Linked DNA regions of Homo sapiens: all the other regions are linked to region 1. Evidence: chromatin contacts called from ENCODE Hi-C or POLR2A ChIA-PET data. All regions are on one chromosome and are shown on one strand. The core of a region is the stretch at or near the end of the contact, and the rest is flanking DNA. Distances in the headings are between cores, read along the strand shown. Region 1 holds the start of JOSD1 (Josephin domain containing 1). Region 2 holds the start of MFNG (MFNG O-fucosylpeptide 3-beta-N-acetylglucosaminyltransferase). Region 3 holds the start of LGALS1 (galectin 1).

Evidence for each region. A loop is a pair of places that touch in the nucleus more often than their neighbours do. ChIA-PET counts read pairs that join two places held with the same protein, here RNA polymerase II (POLR2A). Pooled maps may share reads with other maps.
Region 2: a loop to region 1 is called in a map with no recorded cell type, with 9 times the contacts of the local background. The contact joins the promoter of MFNG here to the promoter of JOSD1 in region 1. A Hi-C loop is called at or near these places in 1 of 37 single-sample maps with no recorded cell type and 6 of 50 pooled maps. POLR2A ChIA-PET finds 5 or more read pairs at or near these places in 2 of 52 experiments (GM12878 and OCI-LY7).
Region 3: a loop to region 1 is called in a pooled map, with 9 times the contacts of the local background. The contact joins the promoter of LGALS1 here to the promoter of JOSD1 in region 1. A Hi-C loop is called at or near these places in 3 of 37 single-sample maps with no recorded cell type and 10 of 50 pooled maps.

What each region holds. Positions count from the first base shown.
Region 1 is chr22:38,699,484-38,702,416 of GRCh38, forward strand. JOSD1 (Josephin domain containing 1) reads right to left here and starts at 1,460. Exons shown (of 5, transcript NM_001360236.2): 1 at 1,317-1,460; 2 at 320-1,135. The coding sequence starts at 504. RefSeq lists a silencer at 967-1,926.
Region 2 is chr22:37,484,918-37,487,850 of GRCh38, forward strand. MFNG (MFNG O-fucosylpeptide 3-beta-N-acetylglucosaminyltransferase) reads right to left here and starts at 1,467. Exons shown (of 8, transcript NM_002405.4): 1 at 1,006-1,467. The coding sequence starts at 1,260. RefSeq lists enhancers at 352-411, 812-861, 1,338-1,847, 1,848-2,359, 2,360-2,869 and 1 more and a silencer at 1,432-1,561.
Region 3 is chr22:37,674,237-37,677,169 of GRCh38, forward strand. LGALS1 (galectin 1) reads left to right here and starts at 1,400. Exons shown (of 4, transcript NM_002305.4): 1 at 1,400-1,475; 2 at 2,750-2,829. The coding sequence starts at 1,467. RefSeq lists silencers at 1,203-1,342, 2,863-2,933.

The DNA.
Region 1 (2,933 bases), core at 210-2,709:
TTGTTATCTTGGGCGAGGTACTGAACTAAATGTGTCTTCATCAGTAAAATGGAAATAACATCACATATTAACACGTATTCCACGGGACTGTTGAAGATCACTCAAGAAAACACAGCTGAGGCTATGAGTACTTTCCTAGCCCACCGTAAGTGCCTGATAAATGGTAGTGATTATCTTTTCATGTCTTGTGTCCCTTATACCTGCTAACGCAATCTAGCTAATACCTACAGCTTTGAAGGTTTATGAAGCTGAGACACTGCCCCACCCACAGAAATCCAGAAATATCAGTATCAAGATGCCAAGGAGAAGGGTCCCCTACCTCTGGAAAATCTCTTGCAGCGTATCCCGGGTGAAGGCATTGCTGTCCTGGAAGACGTTATTGAGGGCGTGGAGGGCACAAAGCTCCCTGCGCTGTTTCTCATGGTAGATTTGTGGGGGTGCTGCCTGGGGCAGCTCCAATGATTCAGATTTGGCCTTGTCTCCTTTCCATGGCACACAACTCATGTTTTTTGTTTTAGGTTCCAGAGATGGCTATAAACACCCCACTCTTCCCTCTAGAGGAAGAATGTAAGCTTCTCAGTCTTTTCCGGATTCCTGAGGTCCACCTTATTCTCTGGTGTCCATGATTTATGCTTTGTCACTGGGAGAAAAGATTGGAATCAAAAGGAAAAAAATAAAACCCACCTCTTCTCTCTTCTCAATAGAAAAATAACTTTTGGATTACTTTTATTTTGCTACCACTGTCAAAGTGCAGAATTTAAAAAAACACATAAAATGTAAGACCTTGTTTCCGTTTCCCCACCCTTCCCTCCCACCCCCCTCCAAAATCCCCACGATTTTCTTGCTGTTTCCCTCTGCAAATGCCAGGCCTCAAAGCAGGAGGACCGAACACAATCGGTCACATCGCTCCTTTTCTTCCATTTCTTTTGAACCACGACGCCAATGACTCGGGAGACAAGGCCTGGGTGACGGATAAATTTAGCGCACGAGTCGAGTAGCTAGCGCGGGCCGGCAGGCGTGGGACCGCGAGCCGCGCGGGGGCCTCGGGGGCAGCCCTCCATCCCCTCGGGTACGGTGGGGCCCGCAGGGCGCGGCTCCCTCGGAAGGCGCGGATTCTAGCCCTCTGGCCGCGGCCCTGCGGAGGAGGAGACAACTCCGGTCAGCGGCGAGCGGGCGCGGGAAGTGAGCGGCGGGGCCGGCCCCTGCCCGAGGGAAGGTTCCGCGCGGCGAAGGGCTGGCCCGCGAGGGGTGGGGCCGGACAGTCAGCCTCGCGCTCCCGGGCCCGCGCCCACCCGGCTCGCAGCCCCTACACAAACCTCCCCGCCCGTCACGTGAGCGCAGGCCCAGACGCCCTCCCGCCGCGCCCCCGGCCGCAGACCCCAGGGCCGCCGGGACTGCTCGCCGCTGGCGGTCCCCTCACCGCAGCCGGCCGCCACCTGGAGTGCGCGCCGCCAACTGGGCCGTGCGGGCGGGCGCGCGCACCTGAGCCCGACGTCAGCGGCCCCCGCCCGGCGCGTGCTCCGGAAACGCCCTCCCGCGCCGTCCTCACTCCTCCCAGCCGTGGCGTCACGCCTGACGTAAGTCTGACGTCATCGGCACCGGCCTGGGAGCCGCAGACGCCGGGCGTGTAGGGGCGCAGTTCAACGGTTGGGGTGTTGCAAAGGCCGTGGGTGTGGGGCTGCGGGCTGCGCACCTCGGCGGCGGCCGGCAGGGTTGGGGTCCAGCCGCTCCGCTCGGCGCGGCCCCTGGCGGGGCGGCCTGAGGGAGTCCTACCTGGACGCCAGCCTGCCCTTCTCCCGGGCGTGGGCGTTGTTTCGGGGCGGCAGCCAGGCCAGCGGCTGCAGTCCGCGGCTTTCAGCACCCCTCCCTTCTCTGTGCCGGGCTTTTCGGCCGAACGTTCTCGCTCCTTCTGCGTTGACTGTTTTATGTGTGGTTAACGCGCGGCTCACCAGGGGGGATTTTGAAGCACCTGATTCGGTCGGGCGCAAATTGCCTTGGTTAGTGGGCCCGACCGTGCCGCACTGTCCAGGGAGCGTCAAGGGTAGGTGTCTCGCTGGGAGTCACATTTCAAGTGGAAAGGAGAATCCTGTTGCAGTTCCTTGGTGTCGCATTTCGGTTCACTACACACAAGCCACTGCCTTCTTGCCTGGGGGCTCCCCGCTCTTCTCACGGTGGCTTTCCTCTCTGCAGAGACCTCTGCGCGAGGTATACCTAAGCGCATTGTGTGCGTCTTCGGGAAAAGGCGAAAACTACTCGCAGTCCCACGTGGATTTCATTTTTTCCCCTTTACCTACTCTTAGGGTGCGTGGTAGGCATCATTATCCACCTTAGCTGCCCTTCTTTTGGGTTTTCTGTAAAACTGGAAAAACGAGAAGAAACTGTTGCACTTCAAATTTAGTTGTTTTGTTTTGTTTTTTGGAGACGGAGTTTCGCTCTTGTTGCCCAGACTGGAGTGCAATGGCATGATCTCCGCTCACCGCAACGTCCGCCTCCCGGGTTCAAGCAATTCTCCTGCCTCAGCCTCCCGAGTAGCTGGGATTGCAGGCATGCGCCACCACGCCCGGCTAATTTTGTGTGTTTAGTAGAGGGGTTTCTTCATGTTGGTCAGGCTGGTCTCGAACTCCCGACCTCAGGTGATCCACCCGCCTTGGCCTCCCAAGGTGTTGGGATTACAGAAGTGAGCCACCGTGCCCGGCCTTTTTTTTTTTTTTTTTTTTTAAGATGGAGTTTAACTTTTGTCGCCCAGGCTGAATTGCAACGGGGCGATCTCGGCTTACTGCAACCTTCACCTCCTGGACTCAAGCGATTCTCATGTCTCAGCCTCCCGCGTAGCTGGGATTACAGGCTCCTGCCACTACGCACGGCTAATTTTTGTATTTTTAGTAGAGACGGGGTTTCACCATGTTGGCCAGGCTGGTCTCGAACTCCTGAGA
Region 2 (2,933 bases), core at 217-2,716, 1.2 Mb before region 1:
TCCAAAGACTCAGTCACTTCCTCCCACTGAGCCAGCCGCCAAAGAGGGGACCGATGTGTGTGTGTGTGTGTGTGTGTGTGTACCCATTCTCCACCTCCCCCATCAACGGTCCCTAACACCGACATCACTAACTTTGCTTAAGGAAGATACTGGATGCGAGGAGGGAAAGGGCTGGAAGGGACTTGGCTCGCCGGAGCCGCACAGCCATGTGACAGACATGCCTCTTGTCACACACATCTAGCACACTCCAGCTCCGTGCGTGTGAGCACACACACACACACACACACAATCCCACGTGCCAGGCAGGCCTCCCCAACCTCCGGCCCACCACTGCCTCAGCCGCCACCCTCGTGGCATGCGCTCTCCTTCCCTCCCTCGGAAGCAGTCCGCAGGAAGCCAACACAGGAGGCCAGACATGGCGGCCTCGGCACACCCGGGGCAGCAGAGACACAGCGGCAGGGGCTATCGGGAAGGCCGAAGGGATGCCTCCCCCAAGAACAGACCCCACCATTCTCCTCCCGTCCTCCACCCTCAGAGCCCGGGCAGGACAGCACCTAGGGCCTGGGTGGGACAGCCTGGCCTGGGCACGGGTCTGGGTCAGGACCTCTTGGAGGCCTCCACCCCAGCTGCCCAACACCCACCATTACCCCTGATGCCAGGCTGGGCCTGGGTGGCTAGGAGCGAAGCCCCCACGGGAGCGGCTAGGAATAGAAGAACCCCCAGGAGGGACCCGGGAGCCTGGAGCAGGGGCCCAGCCTGGCCCCCAAAAGTGGTGGAGCGGTAGGACCTGGGTGCACCTGGAGTCAGGACCAGTACAGGGCACGGGCAGGGCCGCAGGCAGCCCCTAAAGCCCGGAAGAAGGAGAGAGGAAGAGGATCCCTGATTAGGCAGGTATTGAGCAGCTTCTCCCATGAGGCAGTCAGGGACCCCAGCCCAGTAGAAAGGCCTCTGAGAACCCCTTAGGCCAGGGGCCACCCCCAGGGCCCAATGTCACCCACTTGTCACCTGTTCCCTGGTCCTGGAAACCCACGTGTCAAGCAGCAGCTCCAGGCGCAAGCGGTGGAAAGCCCGGGTCGTCTTCACTGCAATGAAGACATCGTGTAGCTGTAGCTTAGGGGGCCCCGGGTTCGGCTGGCTCAGCTCGGGGGTCCCTTGTACCCGCTGCGGGGACAGGTTCAAGTGGTACCGCAGACACAGGAGCCCCATGCACAGGAGGGTGAGGAGGGCTCCAGCCAGGCCCCGCGGGAGCCGGCACTGCATTGGTTGGCCCTGGGACCCCAGACAGCTCAGCCCCCAAATCCCAACCAGACAGGGAGGGGAAGCTGGTCAGGCAGGGGCTCCAGCAGAGGCAAAAGTCTGGCAGGCATCAGGGGCTGGCAAGGAGGGAAGAGGTAGGAGCTGAGGCTCTGGACCCAGAGGCTGAGCCATGGCAGCACGATCTCGACCGCCGCCAGTCCTCCACCTGCTCCCGCTGTCCGGCCTGCCGCAGCCTCCGGGACCGCCTGGCCCCGCCCCGCTTAGCCCGAGGGGCGGGGCCAGACGAAGGGAACCCCAGACAGAGGCGGCTGAAAGGAGGCACCAGCAGAAAGGGCAGCCCCGGCTCTGCCAGCTGCTGCGGTGGGAGGAAGTCACAACAAACCCTCCGTGCCCGGTGGAAGGGAGTGTCCTCCAGCACCGTCCACTCCCCCAGAGAGCTGTCAGCTCGGCCCATTCAACACCCATTACTTTGGTGTCCTGCTTCACCCAGCCCCCAGCTTTTGCTCACAGGTTTCCTCCGGGATGCTCTCCCATATTCCACCAGCCTCACCCACATTCCCTCCACTAGGCTGAGTTCTATCTGGACTTCAAAGCTTAAGGGTTCCCTCCTCCAGGAAGCCTTCCGTGATAACCTCTTAACCTCTGGGGCTCCCACAGTTGTTCGCTCAGTTCCTGAGGTCTTCACAACAGCACTGGGACTGTCGTTCCCAGTTTATAGCTGAAGACATAAGGCACAAAGGCACAGAATGAGCAAAAACGATCCAGCAACTCAGCCGCAGAGCTGGCAGAACCCAGGTCTCTGTTCCTCATCTAGTTCACAGGAGGTCCCCTGAGGGCACCTGTCCAGCTGTGCCCCAGCCCATACCCGACCTCACTCCGCAGTCTCTGGAGCTGCCTCTCTCCCAGCACCTGACCAGTGGACAGACAGAGGGCCTTCTCCAGCCACCACCTCCATCTTGTTTCGCACAAGCTCACTCACACCTCCTCCCTCCTCCACTCAGAGCCTGCACTGGCTCCCATTTTCTTCAGAACAAAAGCCAAAACGCACACAGCAGCCCACAAGGCCCTGCGTGAGCTGGCTCCCAAGTTACTCCCACCCCATCTCCTGCTACTCACCCTGCTCCACTCCAGAACCTGGGACCCTCGCTGGCCCAGGCACCTGGCCGCCACAGGACCTTGGCACTTGCTGTTCCCACCTGGGCCCCTCCCTAGAGACCTGCACGTCTCACTCCCCCACTCCCTTCTGGTCTTTACACAAAGGTCACCGTCTCTGTGAGGCCTTCCCTGACCACGTTATTAACATTGCAACCCCTCGCCGCCTCCTTCCCAGCCCCCCAGGCCTGTCCCTCTCAAGCCACTTCACTGTTTTCTTCATCACACTTTTCATCTTCCAACATTCTGTATGTTTAACTAAGTTTCTGTCCTCCTCATGAGAATATCAGGGCAGGATTTATTTTTTGATCACTGAGTCCCTAATCCCCAGTGCCTAGAACAGTGACCGGCAGACAAGAACTCAATCAATGTTAATTCAACACAACAAAGTACCAGGTGGCTGGCAAAGGGAAGTGGCCCTGCCGGGCTCAACCCTGCATGAGGACAGCTGGGGGAGAGGAAGGGAAAACCAACCCTTTGAATGACCTTCTCATGGGCCAGCCCCCAGCCAGGCCCCTTCACAG
Region 3 (2,933 bases), core at 150-2,649, 1.0 Mb before region 1:
TCTCGAACTCCTAACCTTAGGTGATCCGCCCGCCTCGGCTTCCTAAAGAGCTGGGATTACCGGCGTGAGCCACTGCGCCCAGCCCATCATCTACTTCTTAACGTGGTTGTGGTCAGATTCCACCCCAACTATGCGCTCCTTGAGAGTGGGGACTGGGAGGGGTTCAGCTTTGAATCCTCAGAGCCCAGGGCCAGGTACATAGTAGGTGCTCAGTAAAATACCTGCTGAACACTCAGGGAAGGGAGGGCTGTGCCGGGCCTCAGAGGAGATGTTAAGAGAGCAGACAGGGTGGCCAGGCATGGTGGCTCACACCTGTAATCCCATTACTTTGGGAGGCTGAGGCGGGTGGATCAACTGAGGTCAGGAGTTTGAGACCAGCCTGGCCAACGTGGTGAAACCCCGTCTCTACTAAAAGTACATAAATTAGCCGGGTGTGGTGGTGGGGGCCTGTAGTCCCAGCTACTCGGGAGGCTGAGGCAGGAGAATCAGTTGAACCTGGGAGGCAGAGGTTGCAGTGAGCTGAGATCACGCCACTGCACTCCAGCCTGGGCGACAGAGCGAGACTCCATCTCAAAAATAAATATATAAATAAATAAAAATAAAAAAGAGAAAGGACAGGGTGCACAGAGCCAGGACCCCACCCCCTCCTGGTCTGGACCACCCTGGGCCATCTCCTAAGCTTGACACTCTCAGGCCTGAGGCTGTCAGGCCAGGGCGCTTTGACTATCCCCTGCCTGCCCCTGAACGCGGCCAAGCCCGAGGCCTTAGCCAAGCCCTGCAGCCTCAGGCTTGGCGCCCGGCCCAGCCTTTCTTTAGCCTTCCCGAGGAGCCAGCGAGAGAGCGCTGCAGCAGCCGCAGTCCTTGCTTCCGGGGAAGGCCCGGGTGGGGCCAGGGCCTGTGGTTAAGTCAGTGGCCCTCTGCAGACGCGCACGCAGCAGGAGCCACGCCCTGGTCCCTGCCCGGGAGTGGCCTGGTCTCCCCCAGCTCTGATTCCCTGAAGGACCCTGCACCTCCTCAGCCATCTTCTCTGGGCACCCCCTGAGCCCAGCCTGCTGGCCACAGGCCCCTTCCCGCCAACTTGTGGGCCTAGCTCATCATCAAACTATTTTCCACTGGCTTCCCCCAATCTCTGCCACAGCACAATTTTGGTGGGGAGGTGGAGAGGGATGAAGGAGAATAGGAGGTGGAGCTTGGACTCTGGCCGGGGGCGGCGGGGTGAGGGGGGGCAGCAGCTCGCCACTCTGATTGGTCACCTCTGCTCCAAAACTGGCTTCAAAATTCCACGGACTCCGCCCCCAGTGGCCCCCAGCCCTATCCTGACTTGCAATTGGCTGAACTTTCAGGGGGCGGGGCTCACCCGGTCCGGTCCAGTTAAAAGGGTGGGAGCGTCCGGGGGCCCATCTCTCTCGGGTGGAGTCTTCTGACAGCTGGTGCGCCTGCCCGGGAACATCCTCCTGGACTCAATCATGGCTTGTGTGAGTGTGGGGACCCCCCCCCAAGGTCCAGGGGATAGGGCAGGAACTGATGGCCAGAGGAGAGCTGGGCAGATCGGGAGCAGATTCTAGCCCCAGCTGTGTGGCCTGGAACCAGTGCCTTCTCTTTTCTGGACCTCAGTGGCCACATCTGTAAAATGGGGGTGGGCGCCATGGTCCCTCAAGGCCTTCTCTGCATTGATAATTGTCTGGATTCCTCCAGGGTCTGAAAGCACAGTTATTTCTGCCCAGGGTTGACATTCTGCAGCTCTCTGAGAAGTGAGCGTGGGAAGGGTGTGGCCAACTGGGGGACACCCAGGCCACTATCCCTTTCCCCCTCCTCCACCCCAAAGAGCCTCCTGTCCCCTCCCCCCTGCAGCTGTCCCGGTCACCAGGCCAGGGCAGAGTTACCCTCTGCTCCAGAGAACGCTGAAAAGTTGCCAGGACCCGAGACAAGCTGCCCAGGATGGGCCCTTCTAGGTCGGGGGTGGAGGGTGGTTGTGTCCAGGCTGGTGGCGGGGGGGGCGGGGGAAATTCCCTTCCACCACCCCCAAGCTGGGAGGTTGGGGTGGCAGGGAGGTGAGAATCTTCCTCGGGCCCCAGGGAAAGGGTTCAAGTTTCTGGCAGAAGAAACCACTCAAACCAGTTAACTCTTGCCCACCCACTCGGGGTGCCAGGGAACAGCAGTGCCCAGCAGTTTGCTCAATCTTGTTAACCCTGAGCCAGCCCAGCCACAGCCCGACTGCAGGGCTATTCTCCCTAATGCAGAGAGGCCGTGTTTTTCAGGGTCTCCTCTCTAGCCCCTGGGCCTCTTTGCAGAGAGGGGCTTGAAGGAGAATAGTGGGGTCGCCCGCCCCTAGCCACTTCCTCTCCAGCAGAGGGGCCGGCCCCTCCATTCAGTGTGACGGTGGGCCAAGTGTCGGCCCCTCCCCAGCCTGATCCTCTCCATCTGCGATGGGACAGAGCACCCCATCTCCCAAGTCACTCTTGAGTCCAAAATTCCCAAGCCAATCTGCAAAATCTTCTAGAGCCTGTCTTCTAGAACCTTCACGTTACAGACTGAAGCCAACCCCGGTGGGAATAGGGACTTTCCCAGGACCACATAGACAATCGGAGGCTGGAAATTACAGCTCAATCCTTTCCCCAGGCTTCCCCTTGGCTTGGTCAGAGGATGCCGGGCGGGAACAACCCCACTCCCACCCCCAGCCACCCCCGGACACTTCGAGCAGTGGAGGCCTTGTCCTCTAACCCGGCTGGGCCGGGGCTTGTCTGTGCAGGGTCTGGTCGCCAGCAACCTGAATCTCAAACCTGGAGAGTGCCTTCGAGTGCGAGGCGAGGTGGCTCCTGACGCTAAGAGGTGAGAAGTGAAGTCGGGGTGGTGGGCGGCAGGGACGGGCTTGGTCCAGCAGGGAGGGCGTGGCCGGCCAAGCCCACATCTCCTCCCTGGCCGGGAGCGGGTTA